Regions from separate parts of the Homo sapiens genome. Here all the other regions are linked to region 2. A link is a contact called in ENCODE Hi-C or POLR2A ChIA-PET data. All regions are on one chromosome and are shown on one strand. The core of a region is the stretch at or near the end of the contact, and the rest is flanking DNA. Distances in the headings are between cores, read along the strand shown. Region 1 overlaps MYO9B (myosin IXB). Region 2 holds the start of C19orf44 (chromosome 19 open reading frame 44). Region 3 holds the start of ANKLE1 (ankyrin repeat and LEM domain containing 1). Region 4 overlaps MYO9B (myosin IXB). Region 5 holds the start of DDA1 (DET1 and DDB1 associated 1).

Region 1 (2,700 bases), core at 150-2,649, 690 kb after region 2:
CCTGGGCTCAAGCGATCTTCCTGCCTCAGCCTCTCAAAGCACTGGGATTACAGGCATGAGCCACCGCACCCAGTGGGAGCCTGTTTAAAACTTCTGTTCCTTTTTTTTTTGAGGCAGAGTCTCACTCTGTCGCCAGGCTGGAGTGCAGTGGCTCAATCTTGGCTCACTGCAACCTCCACCTCCCGGGTTCAAGTGATTCTCCTGCCTCAGCCTCCCAAGTAGCTGGGATTACAGGTGTGCACCACCACACCCGACTAATTTTTTTCTGTTTTTAGTAGAGATGGGGTTTCACCATGTTGGCCAGGCTGGTCTTGAACTCCTGACCTCAAATGATCCGCCCACCTCGGCCTCAAACTTTTGTCCTTGTTGTGCCTTATTTTACCCCACAGGGATTCAGGTGAAACTGAATGCAACCACGGATGGCTAGGCATCTCACAGATCTACAAGTTACCATCTCCTTAGCCGGTCTTCAAAAGGCACCAGGCCTTTTGAATAAATAAATATATTTACTTATTTATTTATTTTCCCCCTTGGTCTGCAAGATTCCATAAGGTGTCTGAGAACACAGGAGCTATCCCCTTCCTTACCTCGGCCAAAAGAGCAGCTTTGGGTTTTGGGGGGGGTTTTGAGACAGAGTCTCTCTCTGTCACCCAGGTTGGAGTGCAGTGGCACGATCTCGGCTCACTGCAACCTCCGCCTCCTGGGTTGAAGCAGTTCTCCTGCCTCAGTCTCTTGAGTAGCTGGGATTACAGGCACCCGCCACCACACCTGGCTAATTTTTGTATTTTTAGTAGAGACAGGGTTTCACCATGTTGGCCAGGCTGGCCTTGAACTCCTGACCTCAGGTGATCCGCTCACCTCAGCCTCCCAAAGTGCTGGGATTACAGGCGTGAGCCACTGCGCCTGGCCAGCTTTGGTTTTCTTCTTTCCCACCAGCATGATCCTGAAAGGAGCTCCCACCCAGGCCCCATTTTGGTTATTTTGCAGGGCAAGTCCCTGCCCTGCCAGCAGAGGGTTCCAGAAGGGCCTCTGTGGGCCTGCTTGGCATCTACCAGCACATGGCAAAGACAGCCTGGTCACCTGGTCACCACCAGGACTGCTCAGGCTCCCTCCGCCCCACTCGGCATCCTGCTGTGATCTGGGGGATATGTCAGTTCCTCCATAGCAAGCCCCGCTGGATGCACGTCCCACCCTGTAGATTCCTAGCCAGCCCCTCCTACTTCTCAGACATCCGAATGGCCCCCAGACTAAACACTTTACTCAGCTTTGGGGCAGCCACCAGCAGAGTCCGGGTGCCGCCAACCCAGGGAAACTGGTGTCCACAGACAGTGGCTGAGGCACGCCACGGTGTGCAGCGTGGAGAGGTGGCGGTGGCCTTGTTGCACTTGCGCCTTCTCACTCTCTCCCCTCTCTCTGTGTCTCTCAGTCTAACCCGCCAGGCGTGGCTTGCTGAACTAACCCAAATCCCGACACTGTGTTCCTTTTGTTCACAAAACCATTTTTAATATTTTGACAGGAAAAGTAAAGGTATCAAACAAAAGCAGATCATTCCAAAGGTAAAAAAAAAAACACACCCCGCGCGACACGTTCCAAGATATCTTGCTTCTCTGCCCGTCTTGAGAGCTTTCACTTCTGCAACTTCATTTCCTCCTCCTTCCCACTATCTCCCCCTCCCTCCAAGAAAAAAAAAATGTTCTCGTGTTGAGATGATTTAGAGCTGTCTCTTTATGGGTTTCCCAGAAGCAGGGTCTGAGATGGGGTATTTGCACACACAGCGGCTTATGGAAGAGGGCTTACGTGAGAAGGCAGAGAGAAGGGGTGAGGGAGGAAGCTAGGGGCGTAAGCATAGCTGAAGTCTGGCCTCAGCCTGGTCCCATGGGGAGCTCTAGTGGGTTCATAGCACCACAGAGCTCATCCTGCCCCAACGTAATGGGACCCTTCCGTTTAACACCCCCATCTTCAGTCCCTGGCTACTGGGCTGCTTCCAGACAGGACAGAGAACCTCCCAAGCGCTCTGTCTCGTTTCCACATACAAGTGCAGCAATTTAAGAAATTTGCAAGAAGAGTAAGAATAGCCTTGCAGTCTAGTTAGCAGATGGGAGAGGGCTAATTCCTCTTGTCAGCTGATAGAACTGGCTGACACATGATGGTGGCCTGTCCGATGAGCTCATGCGGATGGCACAGAAAGGACCTGGCCCTTCTTGACTCAAGTAATGTAAACTGTAGGAGCTATGCAGAGGAGAGGGACGGCCAGGTTCAGTAGCACTGGCTTCCTCTCTAACCCAGAGGAAGAGGAAATGGGGCAGCCACTCAGGCTGTGAAAGAGGCTGTCATCAGCCCTCCCGGAACCAGCGCTGTGTGCAAGGTGCAAACCCACCTCATTCCACTGGGCCCACATCAATAGTGTGGTCCTGAGACCAAACCTAAGAGCTGCTGCCCGGGCACTCGCTGCGGGGACGCTGTTCTGCCCTGGCTTCGGGGACACCTGTGATGCCTCCCCGTGCCCGTGTGGGCTGTGGGAGGGCAGGCCGGACCCCATGTGTCTGTCCTAGAACCTACTGGACTCCAAGTCCCTGAAACTCATCATCAGCATGACTCTGCACGACCGCACCACCAAGTCCCTACTGCACCTGCACAAGAAGAAAAAGCCACCAAGCATCAGCGCCCAGTTCCAGGTAGGTGGAGCAGGAGAGGCAGAAG
Region 2 (2,700 bases), core at 47-2,546:
CGCTTGTAATCGCAGCTCCTCAGAAGCCTGAAGCAAGAGAATCACTTGAACCCGGGAGACGGAGGTTTGAGTGAGCCAAGATCGTGCCACTGCACTCTAGCCTAGGCGACAGAGCGAGACTCCTACTACCAAAAAAAAAAAAAAAAAAAAAAAGGAATCTTTGGCAATAAAGAAAGGAGAGAGGAGGCTGGATGTTGTGGCTCATGCCTGTAATCCCAGCACTTTGGGAGGCCAAGGTGGGTGGATCATGAGGTCAGGAGTTCGAGACCAGCCTGGCCAACGTGGACCCTGTCTCTACTAAAAGTACAAAAATTAGCCGGTCATGGTGGCGCGCGCCTGTAGTCTCAGCTACTCGGGAGGCTGAGGCAGGAGAATTGCTTGAACCCGGGAGGTGGAAGTTGCAGTGAGCCGAAATCGCGCCACTGCACTCCAGCCTGGGCAACAGAGCAAGGCTCCGTCTCAAAAAAAAAAAAAAAAAAAAAGGAGAGAAGAAACAAAAAAACAAGGAAAGGAGCCCCTTAAGTTCTACCTTTGCCTTAATGTCTTCATCTGTAAAACGGGAATAAAAGCGTTTTGGCTGTGCCACAACTACCTAGAGAGGTTGCTATGGAAATGTAACATTAGGCTCAATTTGGTCCTGATTCTACACTAACCTTTATCTTTCTCTTTATGACCATAAAACTTGCCCGACGAAAGTCTAAAATGCCCAAATCGGGAGTCATTGGTGGACTGCAACCATCGGTTTCTCCAATGCTCTGTGGGGAAGGGGAAATAACACCGGTTAGAGGTGATAATGGTTAATTTGGGCTAAGGGAAGGGTGAAGGGGACCCTCGAGGATTCGAGGGTTCGCTGCCGTGGACCCCGTGGCGACTCTGGCCAGCCTTAGGGGGCGGAGATGGGGGAGCTTACACCTCCGCCACCACGGGCGTGGCCCCTTCACCTCCGTCTAGAAATTCCTCTTGGAAATAGACGGTAGCCAGCGCCACTCGCAGCATGCATATGGCCCAGAGCTGGACCAAAGCCCGGGCCATGGGGGTGTGCACTGCGCTTCCGGTCGCCGCCACCCCTTAGCTCCCAGCTCTCTCTGCGGCTCTTCAGGCGCGTCCCGAAACTACAACTCCCGTCACAACTCGCGATTATGACCTGAGGGTCCCATTGGTCGCTGCGGCGCGGGGCACGTTGGGCCCGCCCCGGAACTACCGCTCCCATGACACCCCGCGATTGTGATTCGGGGCGCCATTGGTCTGCGGGGCGCGGTGCTTCCCGGGAGATGTAGTCTCTTCTGCTCTGGCTCTGTTGCCCAGGGCAACCGCTCCTTCAGGCGTGAATGTGGCGGCTGCCTCTGCGAATGGACGGCGTGGGAAGAGGTCGGCAGGGCTGGTGGGGAGGTGACCTAGCTGGGCGTCCGGGCTCGCGAGGGGGATACGGGGAAATGGGGCCTTCTCCGGGGCTGAGCTGGTTGGGCCGCTGCAGGATGGTCCCGCGCCTCAGTTTCCCTGTCTGGGGTCTATTGGAGCATGGTCCTGCGCGGGTCGCTTCATAGCTGGGGAGAAGAGCAGGATGGTCTCAGGGGCGCCAGGGTTTTCAAGTTTTGGTTTGTTGATTTGTAACAACTTTATTGAGCCTTCATTTACATACCATAGTGTTCGCCACTTTTAAGCTGACGACTCCGTTATTTTTAGTAAATCTACAAAGTTGTGAAGCCGTCGCCACCATCCAGCTCATCCAGCTTTAGAACTTTGCGTCAGGCCGGGCGCGGTGATTCACGCCTGGAATCCCAGCACTTTGGGAGGCAGAGGCGGGAGGATCACTTGAGGCCAGGAGATCCAGACCAGCCTGGGCAACCTGGCGAGACCCCATCTCTAAAAAAGATAAAAATAAAAAATTAGCCAGGTGTAGTGGCACGCGCCTGTAGTCCCAGCTACTCAGGATGTTGAGGCAGGAGGGAGGATTGCTTGTGTCCAGGAGGTCAAGGGCTGCTGTGAGCTGTGATCATGCCACTGCACTCCGGCTAATTTTTTGTATTTTTAGTAGAGATGGGGTTTCACCATGTTTGCCACGCTGGTCTCGAACTCCTGACCTCACGTAATCTGCCAGCCTTGGCCTCCCAAAGTGCTGGGATTATAGGCGTGAGTCACAGCACCGGCCCGATCTGCTTTCTGAGTTTATTGGTTTGCCTTTTCTTGACAGTTCTTACAAATGAAATGATAGGGTGTGTGGAGTTTAGTGTCTGGCTACTTTCTTTTTTCTTTCCTTTTTTTTTTTTTTTTGAGACAGATTCTCGCTCTGTTACTTAGGCTGAAGTGCAATGGTGCGATCTCGGCTCACTGCGAACTCCGCCTCCCAGGTTCAAGCAATTCTCCTGTCTCAGCGTCCTGAGTATTTGGGATTACAGGCGCATGACACCACGCCCCGCTAATTTTTGTATTGTTAGTAGAGACGGGGTTTTACCATGTGTGTCAGGCTGGTCTCGATCTCCTGACCTCGTGATCCGCCCGCCTTAGCCTCCCAAAGTGCTGGGATTACAGGCGTGAGCCACTGCGCCCGGCTTGGCTACTTTCCCTTAGCGTGATGTATTTGAGATTCCTGCGTGCTGTTATATTAGTATTTGTTTTTTAAATTGCTGAACTGTATTACACTGTATGGATGGACCATAGTTTGTAATCCATTCACTAATTAATGGATAGTTACATTGTTTT
Region 3 (2,700 bases), core at 21-2,520, 790 kb after region 2:
GCTGAGATCACACCACTGCACTCCAGCCTGGGCAACAAGAGCAAAACTCCGTCTCAAAAATAAATAAATAAATAAAACAAAGACAAGGTCTCCGCCTGTAATCCTAGCACTTTGGGAGGCCGAGGCGGGCGGATCACCTGAGATCAGGAGCTCAAGACCAGCCTGGACAACATGGTGAAACCCCATCTCTACTAAAAATACAAAAATTAGCCGAGAGTGGTGGCACATGCCTGTAATCCCAGCTACTTGGGAGGCCGAGGCAGAATAGCTTGAACCTGGGAGGCAAATGTTGCAGTGAGCCCAGATTGCGCCACTGCACTCCAGCCTGGGCGACAGGGTAAGATCCGGCTCAAAAAAAAAAAAAAAAAAAAAAAAAAAAATAGGGCCTCACTCCGTTGCCCAGGCTGGTCTCAAACTCCTGCACTCACTAAAAGAAAAGAAAAGCAACAACAAACTAGTAGGCTCAAACGATCTTCTCTCCTCAGCCTCCCAAAGCACTGTGCTTAAAGGCGTGAGCTGGGCCCTCGGCCTGGGGGTTGGAAATTGAAGCCTCTATTTTATGTATTTATTTATTTTCTGAGACAGAGTTTTGCTCTGTTGCCCAGGCTGGAGTGCAGTGGTGTGATCATGGCTCACTGCATCCTCGAACTTCCGGGCTCAAGAGATTCTACCAACTCAGCCTCCCAAGTAGCTGGGACCACAGGTGCAAGCCACCCACGCCCGGCTAGTTTTTTGTATTTTTTTGTAGGGACTGGGTTTATCCAAGTTGCCCAGGCTGGTCTCGAACCCCAGAGCTCAAGCAACCCTCCTGCCTGGGCCTCCCGAAGTGCTGGGATTACAGGTGTGAGCCACCGTGCCCGGCCTAAGCCTCTCATAAGGCCGTGCTCCCTGCCAGAGGCCACCCTTGAAGAAGATTCCCTGAGACTTAATGACCTGGGGCACCCCGGACTTTCTTAATCGTAGCTCCACCCACTCGAGCCGGGTGCCTTCGCGTTTCCCGTTTTTAAATGAGATAGTGGCACACCCGGTGGCATCCTCCCACCCGGGCTCTTATCGGCGGTCCCAGACCCTGCTTGAGCGCCTCCGGGTGTCAAGGGCCCCTGAGGACACTAAAGCTCTCGAACCCCGATGTGGACCCCCGTGCGGCGCGGGGCAGCCTGGCTGGGAACCCTGCTCGGCCCTGGAGAGGGGCCCCCCGAGCCGAGGGGAGGAGCGGCGCATGCCCACAAGCCCCCCGCGGGAAGTAGGAAATCGACCGACCAGGCGGTGCGCTTCGGACCCAGCCAGGGCATGTGCTCGGAGGCCCGCCTGGCTCGCAGGTTGCGGGATGCGCTGCGGGAGGAGGAGCCGTGGTGAGGGCGGGGCCGGGGGCGGGCCAGGAGTGGGGGTCTTTGGCCGGGGTCCACTCTGACCGCGGTGTTTGCAGGGCAGTAGAGGAGCTGCTGCGCTGCGGCGCGGACCCTAATTTGGTGCTAGAGGACGGCGCAGCGGCTGTGCACTTGGCGGCCGGAGCCCGGCACCCGCGCGGCCTGCGTTGCCTCGGGGCCCTACTGCGCCAAGGCGGGGACCCCAACGCTCGGTAAGATAGAGCCTGGGTCCGGGGCGGGGTCTCCCCAAGCCGAAGTCTGGGAATCCGGGAAGGGGCGCCCCATCATCCCGGGCCAGGCCTCGGGGCTCGAGGGTGGGGTTTAGGGGATCTTGGGGAGGGAACTTGGGGGTCCAAGGGCAGGGGCTAGGGCTCGAGGGAGGCGCTGGGGTCCCAGACCGAGGGCGTGGAATGGGGCTGCGCTAGGACCAAAGTGGGGATCAAGGGTTCGGATATTGGAGTGGAGGCACCAGGGTCAGACGGCAGAGGTTTGGGTCCTGGCCTGAGGTCATAGCATCTAGGTTCCAAGGGCAGTGTACCAGGGTGGACGGCGGAGATCCGGGAGGCCGAGAACGAAGGCTCCAGGTCCCCAGAGCGGAGATCGGGGTTCCTGCCGGGAGGCTGAGTCCGCAATGACCCCTCTTGCGCTGCCGCCCCAGATCTGTCGAGGCACTGACGCCGCTGCATGTGGCCGCCGCGTGGGGCTGCCGCCGCGGCCTGGAGCTGCTGCTGAGCCAAGGAGCGGACCCGGCGCTGCGCGACCAGGTTGGGAGGCACTGCGCGGGCAAAGAAAGGCTGGGTGAGCCCAGAGGGAGGGAAGGAAGGTAAGAGGGCCTCGGGCGCCCCCTGCTGACCGCGCCCCTGTAGGACGGACTCCGGCCGCTGGACCTGGCCCTGCAGCAGGGACACCTGGAGTGCGCGCGAGTCCTGCAGGATCTCGACACGCGGACCAGGACCCGGACCCGGATCGGGGCAGAGACTCAGGAGCCCGAGCCTGCACCTGGCAGTGAGTAGGGCCTGCAGGGCTGCTGGGGCTTGACTTCTGGACCAGTCCCTGACATCCAGGGTCTTCCCCACCCCACCCATTGGTTCTGACCGTCTCACATCCACTATTTGTGGCCAGCTCTTTCGGCCTCAGACACTCTGATCTCCTTTTTCTGTTTGATCCTATTCTCATCGCTGTCTCATCCCTCCTCCTCTCCTCTCTGGCCCCCACTCTCACCTGCAGCCCCAGGCCTCTCTGGACCTACCGATGAGACGCTGGACTCCATAGCACTCCAAAAGCAGCCATGCAGAGGTGACAACAGGGACATTGGCTTGGAGGCTGACCCAGG
Region 4 (2,700 bases), core at 118-2,617, 610 kb after region 2:
AGCCAAACCCCACAGGAGCCCTCGATGTGCCACTGTGGGTGAGTCTTGTGGCCACAGGGCTACAGAGGTGACCACACAGCACCCATCATTGCAGGGATTGTAGGACAAGGTGCATCCACATGTCTCAGAACAACGCAACCATCGCCACCTGGTGAGGGCCAGGGGCAGCGTGTGGCCTCAGGGGTCTGCACCTCTGGGTGTGGGATCTGCCTTTTTTTCATTTTTATTTTATTTTTTGTAGAGATGGGGGTCTCACTGTATTCCCCAGGCTGGTCTCGAACTCCTGGATGCCAATGATCCTCCCACCTTGGCCTCCCAAAATGCTGGGATTATAGGCGTGAACCACTGTACCCAGCTCCGCTTAAAAAAAAAACAAAAAAACAGATTGGTTGTTTTAGAGCAGTTTTAGGTTTATAAAAATACCGAGCAGATAGTGCAGAGAGTTCCCATGTACCCCTCCCACGCCCAGGTTCTCACATTATTTATATTTTGCATTCGTGTGGTGTGTTGGTTGCACCTGACTCAACTCTACGTTGGTACTGTTACTAACAGCCATAGTTTCCATTAGGGTTCTTGGTGTTGCACATTCTTTGAGTTTGGACAAAAGTATAATGAATGTGTCTGCCGTTGGAGTGTCACAGAGTGGTGTCACTGCCCTAAAATTCCTCCATGCTCCCCCTGTTCATCCCTCCATGACCTTTGGCAGCCACAGCTCTTCTCACTGCCTCCACAGTTCTGTCTTTTCCAGGCTGTCTGTAGTTGGAGTCCCAGTGTTGCAGGCTTTTCAGACTGGCTTCTTCCACTTCACAACCAGCATTTAAGGTTCCTGCATGTCAGTTGGGCACGGTGGCTTACATAATCCCAGTGCACTGGGAGGCCGAGGCAGGAGGATCACTTGAGCCCAGGAGTTCCAGATCAGCCTGGGCAACATAACAAGACCCTGTCTCTACCAAAAAAAAAAAAAAAAAAAAAAAAAATTAGCCAGGTGTGGTGGTGTTTGCCTGTGGTCCCCCCTACGTGGGAGTCTGAGGCAGGAGAATCGCTTGAGCCCGGGAGGTTGAGGCTGCAGTGAGCCAACGTCTGGCCACTGCACTCCAGCCTAGGTGACAGAGCGAGACCCTGTCCCCCAAAAAAAGGGGAGAGGAGATTCCTCCATGTCTTTTCGTGGCTTGAGAGCTCATTTCTTTTGCTGAATTGTAGCTCATTATATGAATGTGTCAGTTTCTTCACACGTAGGATCCTGAGAGCCCCCTCAGTGGAGAGAGGGAGTTGGGGGCAGGGTCAGACCCCACCCTTTCTGGAGCCTTGACCTCTCGCCTCTTGTTAGTCCCCACAAGCTGAGGGCTGCCATGCAAATTCACTGAAATCACATCTAAGCAGTGCCTAGGAATACATTTCAGTTCCTCTTCCTCTCTGAGGTCATCAGTAAGACATTAATTGGGGTCATACAACTTAGCCCTGGTCCGACATATGTAGCCTATTCCTGTTTTCTCCTGTGCAAGTAACACAGAGATTCATTGTCATTGTTTACATCAGCTTTTAATAAAACTGCTGAGCAATTTCACCATAGAATGTCCATTTTCTTTCCTTTCCCATCCCCTCCCCTCCCCTCCTCTCCCCTCCCCTCTCCTCGCCTCTCCTCTATTCCTTTCTTGTCAGGGTCTCTCTCCGTTACCTAGAATGGAGTGCAGTGGCACAATCATAACTCACCGCAGCCTCGAGAACTTCTGGGCTCAAGCGATCCTCCCACCCAAGTAGCTGGAATTCCAGGTGTGCACCACCATGCCCGGCTAATTTTTAAATTTTCTGTAGAGACACAGTCTTACTATGTTCTCCAGGCTGGTCTCGAACTCCTGGCTTCCAGTGATCCTCCCACCTCAGCTGTTTTTAATATGGCTTGTCTTGTGTGCATTACATTATATACCCAGACCGCCCGTTCATTGCTGTGTGAGCATTTGCTGTGTGGCAGGCTATGATATAGGTGCTGGGCTATGTGGTGGCCAAAGTCAACACAAAATTCTCCCCAGGTAGAACTCGGGGAAGACTCTGGGTGACACAGGAGCTATAGAGGTTCTGAGCAGAGGTAGATGCAACCCAGCTCTGGTCTCCCGAGGCCGCCCTGGCGTCATCCCAGCTCTGAGACTCAGCCACAGTGAAACTGCCAGTGGCCCCAGTGTCCTCCCAGCAGGTGGCCAGGGGGCTCAACGGCTCTCCAGGCCAAAACATCAGTGCCTGGCATCCACACCCGAGATAAAACAGTGATCTTGAAAATTCAGCATGTGTGGCACACACCTGTAATCCCAGAGTCAGGAGGCTGAGTCCTGAGTCAGGAGGATTGCGTGAGCCTAGGAATTCCAGACCAGCCTGGGTAACATTGCAAGACCCCATCTCTACCAAAAAGTTTAAAAACTAGGCTGGGTGCAGTGGCTCATGCCTGTAATCCCAACACTTTGGGAGGCCAAGGCAGGTGGATCACCTGAGGTCAAGAGTTCGAGACCAGCCTGGCAAACATGGTGAAACCCCGTCTCTACTAAAAATACAAAAATTAGCCAGGTGTGGTGGCGAGCGCCTATAATCCCAGGTACTTCGGAGGCTGAGGCAGGAGAATGGCTTGAACTTGGGAGGTGGAGGTTGCAGTGAGCCAATATCGCACCATTGCACTCCAGCCTGGGCAACAAGAGCGAAATCTGTCTCAAAATT
Region 5 (2,700 bases), core at 101-2,600, 810 kb after region 2:
GTTCTTATCTTCTAGGGCTGCTTTAAAAACGTAATAAACACAAGAAGATGCCGGCACGATGGCTCCCAGAACTTTGGGAAGCCAAGTCTGGAGGATTGCTTGAGGCCAGAAGTTCGAGACCAGCTTGGGAAACATAGCAAGACCCCTGTGTCTTTTTTTTTTTTTTCTTTTGAGAGGGAGTTTAGCTCTTGTTGCCCAGACTGGACTGTAGTGGCTTAATCTCGGCTGACTGACACCTCCGCCTTCTGGTTTTAAGCGATTCTCCTGCCTCAGCCTCTTGAGTAGCTGGGATGACAGGCGCCCGCCACCACGCCCGGCTAATTTTTGTATTTTAGTAGAGATGGGGTTTCACCATGTTGGCCAGGCTGGTCTCAAACTCCTGACCTCGTGATCCGCCCGCCTCGGCTTCCCAAAGTGCTGGGATTGCTGGGATTACAGGCGTGAGCCACCGTGCCCCGCCTTTTTTTTTTTGAGACAGAGTCTCCCTCTGTCCGCCAGGCTGGAGTGCAGTGGCGCGATCTCAGCTCACTGCAAGATCCGCCTCACTCACGGTTCACGCCGTTGTCCTGCTTCGGCCTCCGGAGTAGCTGGGACTACAGGCGTCCGCCACCACGCCCGGCTAATTTTTTGTATTTTTAGTAGAGACGTGGTTTCACCGTGTTAGCCAGGACGGTCTCGATCTCCTGACCTCGTGATCCACCCGCGTCGGCCTCCCAAAGTGCTGGGATTACAGGCGTGAGCCACTGCGCCCGGCTGGCTTTTTTTTTTTTTTTTTGAGACTGATTTTCGCTCTTGTTGCCCAGGCTGGAGTGCAATGGCACGATCTTGGCTCACTGCAACCTCCGCCTCCCGGGTTCAAGTGATTCTCCTGCCTCAGCCTCCCTACTAGCTGGAATTACAGGCGCAGAGATGGGGTTTCACCATGCTGGCCAGGCTGGTCTCGAACTGCTGACCTCAGGCGATCTACCCGCCTCGGCCTCCCAAAGTGCTAAGATTACAGGAGTGAGCCACCGCACCCGGCCGAACCTCGCATCTTAAAAACACACAGACACACAAAAGCTCTAGAGAGCCTCGCGGAGCTGTAAACTACAGCTCCCAAGAGACTTCGCGGCCGAGGCCTCCGCCCACTTCCGGATCTCACTTTCATTGCTTCCAAGTACCGGGAGGTGCTTTGCTTCTTCAACCGAACTTGACCACAATGGGAGGAGGCGTGGCAACCAATGGGCGCATGAGTTAGCTGGATGCGGCCAATGGAAGCGTGCAAAGCGCTCCTATGTGGGGGCGGGGCTAGACTGCACACCAATGACAGGGAGGTGGTGGCGCCATCAGTGTGGGCTGTGCCGTGGCTGGAAGTTACTGTGAGGCGGCGGCTAAGAAGGCGGCTCTGGTGGCGGCGGTGGAGGCTGAGGCGGCGGCCGAGGCGGCGACGGAGGAAACAGAAGATGGTGAGGATGGCCTCCAGGCCCCCACTCCCCCTCTGCTAGACAAAATGGCGCTGTGGTCCCACCCACCTCTAGTATCCCCCTAGGCCCCTCTCCGTTCTGCCCGGTCCCCTCAGGTCCGGCCCGCCCCTCCCACTCACCTGTGACCTTCGACCCCCGGACCCTACCGAGAGCTTCCTGCTGATCCCACTGCCACTCCTTCTCCGACCCCTGACCCCATCCAGGATACCAAGCCCTGACAACTCATTCATTTCCGGGTTGCGGCTCCCCCCGGAAATCGTCTGGGGTGGGGATGGGGTCCCGTAAGACCCCCTGGTCTGGCCTCGTTCTCAGCACGCCGGACCTGGATCTCTTCAGTTCAGGAGAATTTGGGAGGCCGGCCTGGGCCCCGGGGCGGGGGAGGGGGCTTGGCACCGCGATATGCAGGGCTTTGTCGCCAAAGGAAGTGCGACATCGCCGATTGTCCCGGTTCCCCGGGCCCTGACCCCACCTCCACCATTCTGGGCCCTTACCCGCCTCTAAGAATGAAAAACTTTTATCTCCGATCCGCATGGATTGTCCCTGTGAAATGAGGGTAGCAGTAGTCTGAACCTCTTAGGGTGGTGACAATTTAGGTAACTGACGTCGTAAAGGACTCAGGATAGTGAATGCTCAACAGATGAGCTGGGTGACTCGAGGCCAGTGACGTTCTCTTCTAGCTGTCCCCTCATTATGAAGTGTGGATCGTCCCCACCTGGCTGTTGGAAGGTTGAAATTCCTTCAGGGTTCCTCAGTCATCCTGGAATTTGGGTCTGGTGGTTCTTCGGGGTTCAGTCTCCCCACCTGAAAAGTGGGATGGTGACCCACCCTCAGAGTGGAACTAAAGCCTCTCCACAACCCCCATTAGTTGGCATCCTGAGGGCTGGGAAGGGTGATGGGAAGCTTGGTCAAGATACCTCAAGTCTCCTTTGTCCCCTGACCCAGAGTCCCAGCCCACAATCCACAGTCCTTGGGATGTGGTGGGGATGAAAGGAAGACTCCCTTTCAGGAAGGAAATGGGAAGGTGGGTTCCTAGTGTGCGGGTCCCCAAGCCTGGGAGTTGTCCTTGATACCTTGGTACAGTCTCATCCCTACAGCCAATCATAAGTGGATTAGATTGTCTCTGCCTTCTGAACACACCTGAATTCATCCATGGCTTCATGCCCTGTTGCAGGTACTGCCACTTCCCACCTGCATACCTGTCCCAGCTTCTTCCCTGGTCTCCTAGCCTTGCTCTCAC

Evidence for each region. A loop is a pair of places that touch in the nucleus more often than their neighbours do. ChIA-PET counts read pairs that join two places held with the same protein, here RNA polymerase II (POLR2A). Pooled maps may share reads with other maps.
Region 1: a loop to region 2 is called in a pooled map, with 2.2 times the contacts of the local background. The contact joins the enhancer-like site here to the promoter of C19orf44 in region 2. A Hi-C loop is called at or near these places in 1 of 50 pooled maps. POLR2A ChIA-PET finds 5 or more read pairs at or near these places in 2 of 52 experiments (B cell and activated T-cell).
Region 3: a pooled map shows a loop between it and region 2 (4-fold over the local background). The contact joins the promoter of ANKLE1 here to the promoter of C19orf44 in region 2. A Hi-C loop is called at or near these places in 2 of 50 pooled maps. POLR2A ChIA-PET finds 5 or more read pairs at or near these places in 2 of 52 experiments (B cell and common myeloid progenitor, CD34-positive).
Region 4: a loop to region 2 is called in a pooled map, with 3 times the contacts of the local background. The contact joins the enhancer-like site here to the promoter of C19orf44 in region 2. A Hi-C loop is called at or near these places in 1 of 50 pooled maps. POLR2A ChIA-PET finds 5 or more read pairs at or near these places in 2 of 52 experiments (Panc1 and activated T-cell).
Region 5: a loop to region 2 is called in a map of CD8-positive, alpha-beta T cell, with 10 times the contacts of the local background. The contact joins the promoter of DDA1 here to the promoter of C19orf44 in region 2. A Hi-C loop is called at or near these places in 3 of 168 maps with a recorded cell type or tissue (CD8-positive, alpha-beta T cell and naive thymus-derived CD4-positive, alpha-beta T cell), 4 of 37 single-sample maps with no recorded cell type and 11 of 50 pooled maps.

The regions. Positions count from the first base shown.
Region 1 is chr19:17,182,313-17,185,012 of GRCh38, forward strand. MYO9B (myosin IXB) reads left to right here. Exons shown (of 40, transcript NM_004145.4): 16 at 1,517-1,556; 17 at 2,553-2,675. Among named protein-coding and RNA genes, the nearest start is that of USE1, 32 kb to the right of the region's middle. RefSeq lists an enhancer at 1,994-2,203. Within about 2 kb of position 1,400, at least 8 of the 41 ENCODE cell types and tissues checked have a DNase peak (open chromatin) inside an H3K27ac peak, as active enhancers do; they include B cell, where a contact is called at or near this core.
Region 2 is chr19:16,495,098-16,497,797 of GRCh38, forward strand. C19orf44 (chromosome 19 open reading frame 44) reads left to right here and starts at 1,297. Exons shown (of 9, transcript NM_032207.4): 1 at 1,297-1,368. It overlaps CALR3 (calreticulin 3), which reads right to left and starts at 1,070. Exons shown (of 9, transcript NM_145046.5): 1 at 942-1,070; 2 at 654-755. The coding sequence starts at 1,032. RefSeq lists enhancers at 334-834, 835-1,335, 970-1,399.
Region 3 is chr19:17,280,631-17,283,330 of GRCh38, forward strand. ANKLE1 (ankyrin repeat and LEM domain containing 1) reads left to right here and starts at 1,271. Exons shown (of 9, transcript NM_152363.6): 1 at 1,271-1,352; 2 at 1,427-1,579; 3 at 2,026-2,131; 4 at 2,234-2,372; 5 at 2,595-2,700. The coding sequence starts at 1,291. RefSeq lists silencers at 1,133-1,182, 1,193-1,282.
Region 4 is chr19:17,104,369-17,107,068 of GRCh38, forward strand. All of the region lies in intron 2 of MYO9B (myosin IXB), which reads left to right. Among named protein-coding and RNA genes, the nearest start is that of SNORA118, 13 kb to the left of the region's middle. Within about 2 kb of position 1,368, at least 4 of the 41 ENCODE cell types and tissues checked have a DNase peak (open chromatin) inside an H3K27ac peak, as active enhancers do.
Region 5 is chr19:17,308,213-17,310,912 of GRCh38, forward strand. It overlaps DDA1 (DET1 and DDB1 associated 1), which reads left to right and starts at 1,351. Exons shown (of 5, transcript NM_024050.6): 1 at 1,351-1,445. The coding sequence starts at 1,443. RefSeq lists enhancers at 654-1,215, 937-1,126, 1,216-1,779 and a silencer at 1,567-1,666.